Regions from separate parts of the Mus musculus genome. Here region 1 is linked to region 2. A link is a loop called in an ENCODE intact Hi-C map of the cell type or tissue named here. Cell type or tissue: gastrocnemius. All regions are shown on one strand.

Region 1 (8,000 bases), 130 kb before region 2:
CAGGGTTGGAGAATTCTCTGTTCTTTCCTCAGTCTACTTTCCAAGGGATGCACATTTGCTCTGAAGATAATGGATGCTAGCGGAGGTAATGACCACACCTCCCATCCCTTTGTCCTTTCTCACAGGGCTGAAACCACCCCTTTCCCCCTCCCACCTCTACCCACATCCCCATGTGCTATGATTTGGATGTGCCCTCTAAACACTTACATGTGGACACTTAACCCCCAAATCCATGTTACTGGAAATTGGAGGCAGGTCTTCAGGAAGTAGTGTTAGATCAGGTCAGGATGCCTTTAGTGGCTGTATAAGAAGATACAAACTAGTGTGTTGGGTCTGCATCACCCGGTGAAGCCCTCCACCATGTGATGACGACGCCAGAAGGTTCATATACCACACCAAGTGCTAGAACCGTGTTCTTGGACTCCCAGGTCTGGAACTGAGAGATGAACTTGCATTCCTTGTAATTTACTTAATCTGACCTATCTGCTGTATCAACACGCGTGCCTGTGCATGTGTGCGAGTGCCTGTGCGTGTGCATGTGTGTGTGTGTACTCTTGCACACATATGAGTATCTGTGCTTGCAGAGGCCAGAAGAGGACATTGGCTTCTCTGTAGTTGGAGTTGCATACAGCTGCCCAACGTGGGTGCTGAGAACTAAACTCTAGTCCTCTGAAAGAAGAGCTAGATAGAGCTCGTGATTGTTGAGCCATCTCTCCAGCCCTGGATTGACTCCTAAGTATTCTATAACAGCTCATGTGTGGCAGGCATGGTATTCAAGGCTACACTCTTCAGTGTGGGACCTTTGGAGGTGATTGGATCACGATGGCTCTGACTTCATGAATAGATTGATTCCTCCGTGGCCTCATGGATTAATGAGTTGGGGAGGTGGGGAGAGGCTTGGTTATAACATTAAGTTCTCTAAGAGCTTTGCTCTTTCCCCTGACGTTTCCAGGATGCTTTCCTCCACACAGGCCTGGAAGTGACAGAGACAAGTGAGTGTCAGCCCCAGCTGCAGCTGCCATGGTGCTTTCTTGAATCGAGGTGTTTCGTCACAGTGATGGAAAGCTAACTGTCGCCTCATCTTAGTCCTGCTTTGCCTCATTAAAGGAAAAACAGCGTAACCTTCTCAGCCAGGGCGACGAGTCTGAACCGTGGAAGAAGATGGCTTCCGTCCTACCTCCCCAATTCCATTCTAGATCATAGAAGAGAAATTGACTCATTGCATAGGATCAATGCCCTGGAAAAAGTAGGACTTAATTTTTTCAATTTGTTCAGAAACCCATAGACTATATTCAAGAATGGTGTTATGTGATGTTCTGTTTGCTTGTTTCACTGCTAACTAGCAAAACTGGGTAAAAGAGAGAGAAGCTCCGGAAAGGAAGCTATCCAGAGATAAGGCGGTATTATCTCAATTCAGAAAATGAGGAAGAAGCAGCGATGGGGAAGAACTTGCTTGTTTTTTTTCTTTCCCCCAAGATGGACAAAGGTAGAGAACTCTAAGATCTCACCGTGGGAACCAGACAGAAGAAAAAAAAAGATATTTCCAAGGCTCTGATACACAGTCTTCGCTGACTTTGCGTTTCACTGACAACTGCCAGGGTTAGGCGGAGATCTCTGTCATATTTCGGAAGACAAGTGCTCTATAAATAAATTGACTTGGAACAGTCTCAAATACACATAAACCGCAATGGCTTTAAATGTAACCCTTGACTTTTCTTTGTCTTCTTAAGAGGTCAACAAGGAAGATTATGCAAGAAAGGCGTTACCAAAACCCAACCTACGAAACCTGGAAGAGCTTTCCTATATTCTCTATTTAAAAAAAAAATATATTTCTATATACTTGTTAGCAAGCACTACCGCGTCTCTCTAGGCACGAGTCAGTGCGTACTTATCATACATTCTGCACCAATCCTCTTAAAAATTCCTTCCCTTGAAGAGGTGATTATTCATTTTGTCATTCAATTTCCCACCATTAAAAATTTCATATGTAAAATCACCGCATGCTAATGGGGTACTGTGTAAGGAGAGAATATTTTTACTGAGTCAGCGGAAAGACAAAAAAAAAAATTAGTAGGTCTTCCATCTGAAGATCTGAGGAGGAGTCACAGACAAATTTCTGAGGTATATCTTGGAAAAACTTTGAATTTACCAGAATGTAGTGCACTGGAACGGAACGGTGGCGTCAGATTCTTGGCTGGAGGTGCCCATTTTAAAGTAATATTCCCAAATAATGATATTTATCTCATTTGTGGGGTAAGGTTAATTAGCTCTCCTCCCTTTCAGTATTATCAGGGCACCACATTGGCAAGGATAATAGAAACAGAAATCTGAGGTTTGGTTTGGTTTGGTATTCCCATCGAGTGGGCATTCGTTCGAAAGGGTGTCAGCTTTGTTAGTGCTAATTAGAAGGCCGCTTAATGTCTGGTTTCCATGACTGAAAGAGGGCCCAGCTCTGGCTTCATTAAAAGATATGTTTAAAGGTGTGAGGGATGTCTAACTTAGGTAAAGGAGGTTAAAATGGACTCTCCGAGTGGGTGCATATAGCTGTTAGCACCGAAATGTTCTTGCTGAACGGGGAAACTATCCTGAAGGCAGGCTTCTTTCTGAAGTTGAGGTTTCATCTTGCCTTGCTTTTTACAAAGTGATTGCTCTCCACGGTTTGAGGGTTTGCATGGTGGTGCTTTTTCAACTGGGAAGTTCTTTCTGCCTTCGCCATCTTCCTAATTCTCTCTGGGCCGTGGCTGTTCCATCAATCTTCTCTGGGCACTGTATTTTGAGGATGGAATCCTTATTTTCCTCTCTAACCCCCATCATCCTTTTCTGGTTGTCTACTTTGGGCTTCTAATTTCAGAGGGGCTCCTTGGGGAGACCGACAGCACACACTCTCGGATACAGTGGGTTTGAGTAGCTTTCTGATAAATTACTGCTAGGAAAGAGAAGCGAAGGGTAGGCATAAACGGAAGCCCCTTTTTTGATTAGCTTGTCAGCTGAGCTGCATGGGTTCGGCACCGTGTAATGAAAAACGACCGGCCTCCCTATGCAGCAACGCTGAGAAGCTGGGCGCGCTGGGTGGGTGTTTACTGGGGGGGGGGGGTGTCCTTCAGTTTTATTTATTTTTTGTTTTGGCCCGTGTTGTTTTTGTCAGCAGCACCTCCATACGGGGCGGGAAGGTGAGTGTGTGCGTGTGTCTGTGGCAGGCAGGACGGGTGGAAGAAGGTCCTCCAGCCGAGCGCAGAGAGAGCCACGCTGCCGCCTGGCGCAGTTGCCAGGACAGCGCGGCGCGAGCAAGCAACGGCAGAAGCCGCAACCGCGTTCCGGCTGCGAGAGAAAGTGACGCATTGCAGGTACAAATCAGCCAATCAGCAGCAAGCTCAACGAGGTTCGCCTGGTCGACCGCCACCGCGGTGCTCCTCCGCGCCGCAAAGTAGCTCCTGCCAGGCGCGGTTCCCCCGGCCTTTTAACGGCTTGCCTGGGAGTGGAACCCACTTACGTCATCCGTCCCCCTGCTCCCCTTTCTCTCTTGCGTGTCTGCCCAGTGACTGCGGAGAAAGGGGGTCTCCCGGAGAGTTGGGGGGGGGGAGGGGGCGGGGGCTGGCCGGGACTCGTTCGCTAGGTTCCGTTATCTGGATGAGGCGGAGGGATCTGGCGGAGGGAGGCGGAGGGAGGTGTTTATGAGGAGCTGGGGGCGGAGGAGGAGAATTAGTCCGAGTGGAGCGAGCGAGTCGAGCGGTTGTCTGGTCGCGTCTCGGAAACCCGTAGCCCTTGCAGCATGGTGAGTGCGTAGCTGAGCGGCCGGCGCCCCGCGGGTCGGGGAAAGATGCTGAAGCGGATTGACTAAAGAGGGGACCTCCCCTCTCAGAACTGTCCTCGCCAGAGGGACGGCACCAAAAAAAAAAAAAAAAAAAAGCCAGGAGGCCCCCCGCGACACTTGTGTCGCAGGTGTCCCCCACCCCTGTCCTCTTGGGTTCCCTTTTAGATGAGTCGGGGGACCGCTGCGGGGCTTGGCCGGGGGAGGATGGATCTGGGGTGCGGGGCCGTGGGCTCGGTCGAGAGAGCAGAGCAGGAGGGGCTGCGGCCGAGGCGGCGCCAAAGGTCAGCCCCGGGGGCCGGATTCAAACCGCCAACGGCCACCGCCGAGCGAGCGCGGGCGCCAGGAAGCGCCTTTGTCCGCCCGGCCGCCATGCGCGGGGGGTGGGGTGGGGAGGAGCGCGGGGCCCCGAGGCGAGCGGGCGCCGTTAGCCCGCATCCCCGCGAGGCCGGGCCGGGCCGGGCCGGGGGCGCGCCCCGTGGGTCCAGCCCGTGCGGGGACCCCCGCCGCGGGGGTCGGGTGGGGTGAGCGCGCGGGGCCCCGAGCCGCCGCCCTACGCGGCTCGGCTCGGCTCGCGCCCCAGCTGCTGCGCTGGCACCTGCAGGACTGCGGAGGTCTGGGCGGCCCGCGGCGCTGCGGGGATGGGCGGGGGAGGGGACCCCAGCAGTCCCCCCTCCCCCTCCGCGCAGGGCTGCTGCTGCTGCTGCTTGTTCACTCCATCTGGTGCTGGCTTCCGCTACCCAGACTGGATGATTAATTTTTTTTTCTTTTTTTAAATCGTTGAAGAATACAAGCTTTTGCTGGAAGTCGGGCGCTTTCTCAAAAAAAAAAAAAATAGAGCTCGTAAAGGGAAAGCAACCGACCTCAGTTAGGGTCTCAAAGGCGTTTTTCGGCCCCCATGAGCTAGTGGAAGTAGCAATTAAGGGGCGGGTCGCTAAATTCTTGAGTGCTCAGGTGCACTCCTGTTCACCTCTACCACACGCAGAGTTCCTTGAAAACGACTTGCGTTTCAGAGTGGAAGTTGCCATCTGATCTTAGTTCTTACGGACAGTTCACCTATGCAATAATGGCCGTCAGTAACTGTACACTTAAAGAGTGTAAAAGAGAGCAGGAGATTTTAGAAAGAGCTTTGAAAAATAAGTCCCTCTTCGTGTTTTCTGTTTTAAAAAAATTAATGAGGACGATAATTTGCAATACTTATTTTACTCCCTTGCCAAATGGTTACAGCAATGGGTGTGTCCAGGAGGCAAGGTGACATCTTAAACAGTAGTTGGGAATCCCTGCCAACTGAAACCTCCAGCCTGCTTGGGTGTGGGGAGTGTTCACCTTGAGAGAGCTAGCCTTCATTTAACTTTGGTGAATTCTTTTTGATATATATTTTTTAACTAATGAATTTTAATATGCTGACTGAATTTGTTCTTTGTAAGGGGAAACACGATGTAAATTATAGGCAGTAATTGACACTCCAAGTTGTATAGTAACTTATTATTTTTTTAGTTAGCATAGGATTTAAATCTTTACTGGAAAATTAGAATTTATATCTTAACAGTGGTTCTCCCCAGTAAGTTTTATATTTAAATGTATCGTTGCTACATCGACAACTATTCTAGTAACTTCATAATATTTAAGACTTTAGATTCTGAGGACTTCGTTAAAGAGAAAAAAATTGTTCTGTTAGGTACCTATGTATATAGAACTGATTACAAAGCCCTTGGATTTGCATGCAGTCATTGTATTTTTATTGGGATGTCATGTATTGAAAGGAATGTGCTGTTGATGGCTGGGTGACACAGGATGTAAACAGTAGAAAATGTCTCGAGTGTGTCTAAGTCAGTCCATTAAGCTGAAGGTTTTTATTAGGCTCAAAGATAGGGATTTGCTTTGGCTGCATTATAACATAGAAACTTGTAGCTAAGCTAGAGTTGAGACTTTCAGTCAAGGCCCTGATTTCGATGAAGTTTTGTTCTCCCCTGGTTTCTTTTTTGCCTCAGATGCTTTTATAGGAAGGGTGCCATTCTGTCAGAATAAAGACCTCCTTTTTCCTACAGAAATAACTTCTATTGGTTTTGCTATAATTGTAGAAGAGATGATAGATGAAGCCTCGATGAACAGGATGAAGATGTGTTTGTGTTCACTGAAGCCATGGAGTCATACATTTATTCACATACGCTAGATTTTTTTAAAAAATCACTTTTCAGCCATTTGAGTGCTCGTGTAATGCATTCAGTTCAGCTGACTCTGTAATGCAGGTTAGTTTCTAAATGAAGATCAACAGTGGTAACCCAAAGTGCAGGATGTGGTTCAGTAGGTTGGGATGGAGCCTGAAAGCATACTGGAAGCCTCTGGAATGAGGGTCAGACCATCACAGCAAGCCTTGAAGAATGGAGAGAGCGAAGAACTAGTCATCTCTCTGGTGACTTGGTCTTCCCCTTAGTGTGATAAACACATGTTAATGAGCTTGTATTTTCCCAAAAGTATAATTGTGGTTCTAAGAAAATGGCACTCTCCATAGACAGAAAAAGTAGTTGAAAATACTGAGTGCCAGGAAGTCTTTGCTTTTGATTTTTAGGAGTTTTTATTCTAGAACTTATTGGTAAAGTTTATTTTAAAAACTTAAACTCGGAGCTAGAGAGATAGCTTAAGGGTTAGGAGCACTGATGCTCTTCTTGAGGACCTGGGTTCAATTCTCAGCACTCACATGGTAGCTCACAACCATCTGTAACTCCAGTTCCAGGGGTCCTAACACAGACATGCTTGTAGGCAGAATACTAGATGCACATAAAATAAAATGTAGAAAAACTCCTTAAACTCAAGAAAGAACTTTTCACGAAGCCTTGGAAGCAAAAGTTGAAAGGTTTTCAAGTTATCTGGGAAACGAGTTTTGTGTGCCTGGTTCATTCCTTGAAGGTGATTTGTGTGCACTGTTTTAAGATTTATTTACTTATTTATTTATGTAATTATTGTTAGTGCCTTGTCTCCCTGAGACCTTATCTTTTATGTATACACCTATAAGACACTTCCATCAGTCTTTGACCCAACCTATTGCAACTGAAATCTGTGGAGTCACTGGCTGAGTTCCTGCTCTTAAGACATAACGTGCATTCCTTCCGATTTCCACCCTACAGTTAAGCTTGGCATCTTTTAAGGCTCAGGGTGATCTCAGTTGATGCTCTTCATGCCTTTTGTTTGTGTGTGTGAGTAAATTTTCTTTGCTTAGAGTTACTGCGAAGGAAGCATGGTGCGCTGTAAGGCTTGGTATTTGTGTTTTCACCTTCTGTATGGGAACTGAGCTGCTCGGTTAATATACATTGTAGGTAATCATTAGCTGCATGGTTGGTGGTGTAGGTGAAGTTATCTATGAAAGGTTGTGTAATATGTCCCAGGTTGCACAGCTTATAAAACCAGGGTGTTGAGAGATGGGTATTTAGAGAGGTGGTAAAAGACACCGAACATAACTGGCATTTCAATTTTAAGTCTAACTAAACTTCTTGGCTTTTTCCCTTTTTTCTTCCCTTAGTACTATTAAGGAGAAATAAGTTTAATTTATATTGTAATTAAATTGGATATTGCTTTTTTAAATTAAGATCTTGCTGTGTTGCCCAGACTGGCCTCCAACTAATGACCACACTGCCATGGATCAAATCGAGTTGTTGAGGAGGGAAGTTACCTTTTGGTTCCTCTTCAGATTCTATGCTGTGCTCTAGAGAAATTCATGAGGCCATTCCTAAAACGGTACAACCCTTCCCTCCCAAAAAAAGGGAGTCTAATTGAAAAGGAAGCTGGTTTTATTGGATATATTTTTGTGTATAAATTATAAGTTTTTTGAAAGTTTTATATAATTCTGAGTTATTTGACATAATCTCGGAGTCAAGTTTGCTTGGCTCTATAGTTGTGTCCACATTCTGCCTACCCATTGTGTTCCAGGCTCACTAGACTGAATGCAGCTCATAGCACACCATGAACCTTGAACCTGTAACTGCTAGTCTACATACTTATAAGTCATTAATCCACCTTTTTGAACTCTTTGTAGGCTGACCAACTGACTGAAGAGCAGATTGCAGGTAAGAAATATCCTGCTGGATTATATCCATTGTGATTTGTTATAAATTGGATAACAAACTCAAGATCATTAAATGAAATGCCTTTGATTATGTCATGAATGGTGACAAGTTGAATGTAGCATAAATACAGT
Region 2 (8,000 bases):
ATCAAAGAGGAGACAGAAAGATTCATAAGAGCCAGAGGCCAGAGAGGACCAGACCGAAGCAGTATTTTCTAGATTGACAGGACTTCTGTAACTCGTGATCTCACAGCATCTGTGGTTGCATGAACAAAATGAAGCCCGACCACACTCTAGCACGGATGGAGGAGATGCCCATGAACCCCCATCCCTAACTGAGGAGTTATTGACAGGTGATAACTTCTCTTCTGGAGAAGGGAGAGTTGGTTTTCTTTAAGGGTGTGGCTACTGGTTTGACCAGTGGATGCCAGTGGATGGTCCCACACCCAGGGGCATATATTAAATACAAACTGAATGCAGTGGATTATAGGAGAAAGAAAAAAAGGACATGAGGTGGGGAGAGGGTTAGGGAGGAGGGTGGACGCTGCGTCCACAGGCTGAGGCAGGCTGGTCCCTGGGGCTGCCTAGAACTCCGTGGCTCTGAAGAGGCAGGCCACTCCTGGGGCTGTGGGTGATTTTCCACTCTACGGGAGGCCTGGCAGCCTCTTCCTTGGCAGCCTGGCTCGGGCTGCTACCAGGAGGCAGGAGCCAACAGTGCCTAATGTCTCTTCTTCCCCAGCCACAGGAGGGACTGTCCTCTCTGTCACTGCCAAAGAGGCTTCACATGCCAGGACCAGCAGACAGGCCACTCCCGGACGGACGCTGGGGAAGGGGTGCTGACATCTAGGCACTGACCACTCCCAGGACACACGGGGCTGACATCTAGGCACTGACCACTCCCAGGACACATGGGGCTGACATCTAAGCACTGACCACTCCCAGGACACACGGGGACGAAATGCTGCATTCAAACACAACCCTACATCCCAAAGGTCTGCTAGCTTTTTAAATAATTTTCAGATCTGTAAGAGATTTTGACATCTGAACAGGCTCCTGAGAACTCTTTTGCTAAGTAAATCATCGCCCTCAGGCATGTTTTGAGTAAATCCTAATTTATATCGACCGCTTTTAAAGAAACAATCCATACAAGAGGTTCCAGTGGCCAGGGCCACACAGGAGATTTGGAATCCTTGCCTGGGTTGCCTGGCTCTCCCGTGCTAAGAATACCCCTTGCCTCAGCTTGCCCCTCTAAGAAATGTCTAGGTGGGGGCATTCTCAAACGGCTCAGACAGCCACAGCCTGAGCAAACCTAGCCCAACCTGCAGCTGTCTGTGCCGGGTGGAGCTGGGGTTTTCCCTGGCCCTTTCTGGCTGCCCAGTGAGAAGCCAGCTTGAAAGATCTCTTTGTTCTGGTCTCTCCTGATGACCTTTGTGAGCCAAGCTGCCCACTTTTAACAGTATCCAAACAGAGCCTCAAACAAACCCTGGCCCAGAAACGGGCTGCATGAGGAGAAGCCAGGAAGCCGGTTATTGCAACTAAGGTCAGGTCCAACTGGCCAAGAGGCGGGTGGTGGGGGTGTTAGCAGCTCAGCTAGCATAGGACTCCAGGAGGAAGGTGGGACGTAGTAGGACAGCAGTCCCCCTACCCCCACAGCCAGCAGTGCAGCACATTTTCCAAAGCCCTTGACAGTTTTCAGCCTTCAAAATTTCTCATAAGGCTTCATTACCCCAGTTCAAGCAGAACTCCTGATACCCATAATGCTCTGAAGAAATGACTAGTGTGAGCTTGTGATAGTGGCTCACACCTCTAATCCCAGCACTCGGGAGGTAGGGACAAGCAGATCCGTGAGTTCAAGGCCAGCCTGGTCTACAGAGTGAATTCCAGGACAGCCAGGGCTACAGAAATCCTCTCTCTCTCTCTCTCTCTCTCTCTCTCTCTCTCTCTCTTTCTCTCTCTCTCTCTCAAAAAAGAAATTACTATTGTGGGAGAGGCTGCAGCTCCATGGTAGAGCACTTGCCAAGTGTGTAGGGGACCTGCAATTCCTCCTGACACCAGCAAATATACGTAACTAAATAAAATACTCGCACCCCAACCCCTTCTAATAGAAAACTTAAGCCTGGACAATGCCTGTCTTTCTGGGCATCACGTGCCCAAGGCCAATGGCCGACAGACACCCAGCACTTTCAGCTCTGAGTCCCTGGAGAAAGACAACGGCGGTCTTCTCACAAACTCTCACACTTCCCTCTACTGGCCATCTGTGCTCCAGGGCTCCTGGCACTCCGTTTGTTCGCTATGCCATTTACAAAGTGCCTTCTGCACGCTCAGTACCTGGTCAGCTGCACTGTTTGTCATTGGCAGTCATCATGAAGCAAACGAGAGAGGCTGAGGGACTGACTGACTATCGGACTGACTGACTATCGCACCCACGGCCACAGATAAGTAGTCTGCCTCCTGCTGTTCACCTCATTTCCTGGGAACTCGTCAAAAACAAGTGTTTTGCACACAGTAGGTGCTTAATGGTGAGAGTATGATTTGAAATAAAATGATATATTAGTAAGAATTGGTCGTCGAGAGGATACTACATACAACTCTAGTTAGACGTCTCCATTTGAGGGCTGGCACGTCCATGAGGGATCTCTGGTCAAGTACCCAGAATAGTGAGGCCACTGGAGGACAAGGTCGGGTGACGTTCAACCATTATCCAGATGCTCATTTTCACCACAGACCCAAATCACCGGCCTCAAAACCAAAACTTCCACCTTGACAGTCAAGCCGAGCATGAAAGACAGAGGATGTCAGGCAGCACTTCACGCCGTTGGGGAAGTGGGCACAAACAACAGATACAGGCCGTGCCCTCAGAGAGGTCCTCCTGTCCCCCACCCCCACCCCCAAAGCAGACACAGAAAACTGGGAGACAACACAAGCTTTGCTAGTGAGCCTTCCAGGTTGAACCCAGTGAGAACAACTTGTACCCCTCCCCCAGGCCTGCAGACACAAACACGCACGTGGCCGCTAAAAGCAAGACCACCGCTGATAACCTAAAGTGCACTTCGCCTTCAGAGTTTACTCCCGGCAGACAAGTTAGGGCAACTTGGGAGAATGGGGTTGATTTATTGATTGACTGATTCATTGATTACAGGGCTAAAGGAGCCACCTAGGCAGGGGCAGCAGCGAGGCGACCCCCTTGGAAAGCACCTGTTCTCTTGTTTGGGGTGCAGTGTGAAATACCTGTTGCCTTAGGGATTAAAGCAATGCATGATAAAATACACAGACCACCTGGCTCAAACGCACCTCGACCTAAGCAGAAAATGGGTTCTGCCAGCTCTAGGCAGAAAGAAGGGGAACAACCCAGAGAAGAAACCGTCCCCGTGCCTGTGATGGGTTTTGGGGCAGAGTTGTTCCTGTTCCTGTTTTTGGCAGGTGCCTGAGGGAGGGCTCTCAGGCCTGCTGTGGTCAGAGACAGGGCTGCCAGCTTCCCCAGCTCAGGTCGTGAGCCTTACCCTCCTCCCAGTCCTCTGCCTAACCCCTGGAGCTGCTCCCTGCAGGCCCAGGTTTCTTCCTGGGGCTCCTCTACAGGCAGGACTCTAGGTCCAGTTGGCTACCAAAGCCCTCCTCCAGCATTCAGTAGGTGCCCCCTCCCGGAGGCTCAGGTACCAAAGAACCGCCTGGGGCCGGACTCCAATTGGAATCCATGACTGCCCTCTCGTGGCTCCGAGGGGAAGTGAAGCTGCAGGCTCTCTGGCCCCCATCCTGTTCATGGGATGTTTTTTTCTGCTCAGGCTTTCTAGTTGAGCTCCGTTAGGAAGCACTATTACCATAACACAAAAGACAGGACCATCTGGAGGGAATCAGCTGCTAAATCAACAGGGCAAGGCCCCTGGAAAAAGTGAATGTCACTCAGACATATGAGTAATCGGGCACCAGACTTGGCCAGCATGAAAGGGGCGGAGGTTTCTGGAAGATCAGAATATGAGAGAAGCTGTGGGGATCAAGTGAATGCCACCTCTTGTGCACAGGGACAAGACCCGACTAAGCAGGGGGCAGCAAAGGCAGGGGGGTAGGTGAGTGCTCTGTGAGACCAATAGGCGCCCCTCCTTGGTTTAGCTCCACCCCATTCTCAGCAGAGGCTCCACCCCTGGACTCAGACTCCACCCCCAGGACTCAGGCTCCACCCCCAAGACTCCTACAGGAACCTTCTTCTACACAGCAGCACCTCCCAGCTCCAACCCTACACCCCTCAGCCACCTCTGGAGTCCACCCCATCCCAGGCAGCAGCCCACTCCCTGACTCTCTGGCCCCGCCTGAACCTGTTCACAGGTCCAGCCACAGAGCAAGGGTACACAGGGGGTCCTGGGGCTCTTAGGGAGTGAGCTGCTGGGTGATGTCAGGGCTGGTGTGGAAAGTTCCCACACCGAGGGGCTTTCTCTTGCTCTCCCAGAGACTCCGAGAACTCAGATGTTCAGGGCCATAACCAATGCAGCTACCCCTCTACCCTAGAATGTCTTCCCTTTAGGCTAAGACGATGGGTCTCCCCTGGAGGCTGCCTGCTTCCCACCTCAGCATCCACCCGTGCCCGTGGATGTATTTTTGGTTGTTGTCATTCTTGGCGGGGTGCTTCTGGCATCTAGTGGGTTAAAGGCCAGAGATGTTGACGAAACCTACCACGGCCAAGACAGTCTCCCAAACCAAAATAGTTTTAAAAGAAACTTTGGGCTAAGGAGACTAAACACATTTGTTTAAGAACAATATTAGAGCCTGTGATTCCCCAAGGAGTATACAGCTTTGGCCAAAGGACAATAATATATAATTACTCAGGTCGCTAACGCAGACCAGTTGTGGGCAGCTATATGTAATCACAGGATTATATAGTGAGCAAAACGTTAGGTGGAGGGAGGGCTTGGATGGACTCAGGTCCACGCCAGCTTCCAAGGCTCTGCATGCTTTCTAATGGCCTCGACTTCAGACCGATTCCTTTCTTCCTCTTCTCCTTAGTAAGACGAGGAATGTATATGTTCCTCCTTCCCAGAAGCGCACAGAAGGCAACACCCTCTCTGCCTGTCACACAGAGTTAACAGCTGCTGCTAGTGTGAGAAACGATTGTAGCCCAGGTGGGTCCAGAGCGCCGCAGCTTCCACTCCAAGGAAGTCTGTGCTGGTCTGCCAGCACAAGAAGCCAGGGCTGATCTGCAGGGGGCCACAGGGAACTGACAGAGGCAGAGTGACTGCCATGAGTCCTGGTGACAGAGGCAGAGTGACTGCCACGAGTCCCCGGGACACGAGTCCCCGGGACTTCTACTCACTTCCAGGCTGTTTACTTGACAAGAAATGACGATTCATTTCCATTCCTCTTTATGAGCCGTGGTTAGGGTGGAGCCAGTCTCTTGGCTTCTGGGAATGAACTGTGTGCTTCAGGGGCAAAAGGGATGAAGGGAGGGGAGCCAGCCCAGTCACACAGAACAAAAAAGCATCAGAACTGACCTGCCCTTTCAGAGGAAGTGTGGACTAGTTAACGCCTCTACCCCTGGGGGGGGTACCCTGTAGACCCACTCTCACTCACATTTTCTTGCTTGAGTATGCGGAATGCAGTCGAAGAAAACAGGGATCTGGTGTACATGAGGGAGGAGGGAGGAGGGAGGAGGGAGGATCTACAGCCAGATCCACCCTCAGAACACATGACTGAGTTACAGAAAGGAACCAAGTTAATGCCCCGAAGATCCATTCACAGGCGCTGGATACCAAACCAGGGCACAGTCTTTTCCACACTCCTCAGGTGGCCAGGCTGCCTTTCCACACCCCAAACCTCAGAGAGGGGTGAGGCTGAAGGGCACTCACACCTAGACCAGAGGCTTGGTGGGTGGGGTTCAAGTTCCTGTCCCTCAGCGGTGAAGTGGGGCCACACGACCTTCTTCAGAGGAGAATCTACAAAGTACATAGTCCAGTCTGGCAGTCAACAGATCCTGATAATCAGCTGCTCTCTCTCCGTCCCTCCTGGCTGTCCTTCATGTTTTAACTTCTATACTGGCAGAGTGGAAGTGAGGAAAGGAGAGTGGGAGAGAGGAGAGGGTATCATGGTGTGGGGGGTGGGGGGGAGGGCGGTAACAGCACCACTTCCCACCAAAGATTAGGTCCATTTATTCCCTGTCACTGGCCTCTCACAGTCCCTGGATGTGACAAGGAGTAGAGCCAGCGAGTAAAGGAACTCACTGGGGTCACAGAGCTGCCTTTGACTCCAGTCCCTTCGTGACTGACTTTCCTCATCAGGAGCCTGGCCACAGCGTCAGCCAAGCGTGAACAGGCTCTGGGAAGCCGGCCGGCCGGCGCTAAGCCCCAGGCACTTGGAGGGCTGGGTAAGGCATAGGAACAGGACAGACCGTGATCAGTGCAGTCAGAGGGCCAGGGCTGTAGTGGCACACACCTGTAATGTCAGCACTCTGAACATGCAGATGGAAAGATTGAGAGTTCAAGACCACCCTCGGCTGCGTAGAGTTCAAAAAGGAATGGCAGCTCCACGTACCACTCAGATAGACCCACAGGCGGGATCTTAGCTCCAGCCAGGACAAGCTACTTTTGTATTCTGTGCCTGCCTCCGTTTCCCATCAGAGAGGTCGAGAGGCTAAGTAAGGTCTACCTCAGAGACCTGTTGGAACACTAAACTATGCAAGCAGAGCACTTCACAAATGCCTGCTGGAACTCTAGCATGGACTTAAGTAACACCAATTGTTCTAAAGACTATGTACTAAATGAATGGCTGGGGAGAGGGTATTCATTACAACTGTCCCTGCCTACAGACTTGATTGCACAGGGATCCATTTATCAAGTCCTCCCTTTCGTCTGTGTCCTGCTAACTGTCCTGTTGACGCCTAAGCTCTACATAAAGTATAGATGGGAATAAAGATGGGTGTCGTGGTACACCCCTTCAATCCCAGCACTCAAGAGGCAGAGGCAGGAAAAGGATCTCTTTGAGTTTGAGGCCAGCCTGGTCTACCTAGAGAGTGCCAGGACAGCCTGAGCTACAGAGTGTGGCTCTGTCTTGAAACCCCTCCACCACCTCAAAAACAACAACAAAAAAGGAAATACTGGTTTTCTTTAAGGTCTCCAATTACTCAGATCTGCAGAAAGACAATTTATGAATGAATGAATGAATGAATGAATGAGTGAGTGAGTGTGGCTGTTCTAATGACAGCTTTATTTAGATGCAGGCTGTAGCCAATCTGCTGTGGAGGTTCACACTGGGCTTCCTTCATAAGGGGCTGACAGCCTTAAACAAATGACCCCTGACCTTTCCTCAAGGCTCCAAGGCAGGGAACTGCCAGAGGTGTGGTGGGTGTGGGAGGAATGTCAGCATCTGAGTCAAGGAAGGCCAGGACAATGGCGGACCCAAGCTACAGTCTCTAGGCAGTAAAAAGAGGAACCCAATGTCTACACCACTGTCTCTGATGACCAGCAACTGAAGAAGCACTAATAACAACAACAACAACAACAACAACAACAACAACAGATGTGGAGGAGGGTTGGTACAGTTCGGCCTCTCAGTGTCTGTGTGCTCTGGGGCCCCTCCATAGCTACAGGTGGTCTGGGGAGCTGAGGGCTGTGGACAGCCCCACCCTGAGCAGAGAGCTGCCTGGGCTTTCTGGGCCTTCAGATCCACATGTCTAAGTCAAATGGGGACCCCAGCACTCCTAGCTTTGTACTTAAGAGCCTAAGATAAGAAAAATTAAAGGTATAGAACTTTTATCCAGGCTAGCAGCCTATCCAACCATGAACTGCATTAAAAAAAAATACTAAAGGGGCTGGAGAGATGGTTCAGTGGTTAAGAGCACTGACTGCTCTTCTAGAGGTCCTGAGTTCAAATCCCAGCCACCACATGACTCAGTTGTGACTCACAACTATCTATAGTGAGATCTGACACCCTCTTCTGGTGTGTCTGAAGGCAGCTACAGTGTACTTATAGATAATAAATAAATAAATCTTTTAAAAAATACTAAAAGTAGCTGACAGTGCTCCTGGTTTTGATGTTCCAAGCAGTCATGACAGCAGCATCCTGGCAGTGACAGGTGCTCATTTAATGGTTTAATACCCACCGTGCCGCAAGGCAGACATGGTCCTGGCGCTGCCTGCTGGTTCACAAGTGGAGGCACGGATTTAGAG

The links. A loop is a pair of places that touch in the nucleus more often than their neighbours do. Peaks named below come from ENCODE experiments on the same cell type or tissue, not always from the same donor. Only the 100,000 strongest peaks of a DNase experiment are listed, where the experiment ranks them.
Region 1: it touches region 2 in a loop (5-fold over the local background); 14 of 42 quality-filtered maps call a loop at or near these places.

The regions. Positions count from the first base shown.
Region 1 is chr17:87,442,565-87,450,564 of GRCm38, reverse strand. It overlaps Calm2 (calmodulin 2), which reads left to right and starts at 3,630. Exons shown (of 6, transcript NM_007589.5): 1 at 3,630-3,772; 2 at 7,839-7,869. The coding sequence starts at 3,770. In gastrocnemius, a CTCF peak has its summit at 3,256; DNase peaks (open chromatin) are centred at 3,654, 4,151, 4,431, 5,077 and 1 more place; H3K4me3 peaks cover 5,398 bases; H3K27ac peaks cover 5,254 bases.
Region 2 is chr17:87,310,714-87,318,713 of GRCm38, reverse strand. The region is part of intron 5 of Ttc7 (tetratricopeptide repeat domain 7); the gene reads right to left. Among named protein-coding and RNA genes, the nearest start is that of Gm52284, 7.7 kb to the right of the region's middle. In gastrocnemius, CTCF peaks have their summits at 2,116 (motif pointing left) and 3,556 (motif pointing left); DNase peaks (open chromatin) are centred at 3,539, 3,931, 5,025, 6,162 and 2 more places; H3K4me3 peaks cover 2,118 bases; H3K27ac peaks cover 6,522 bases.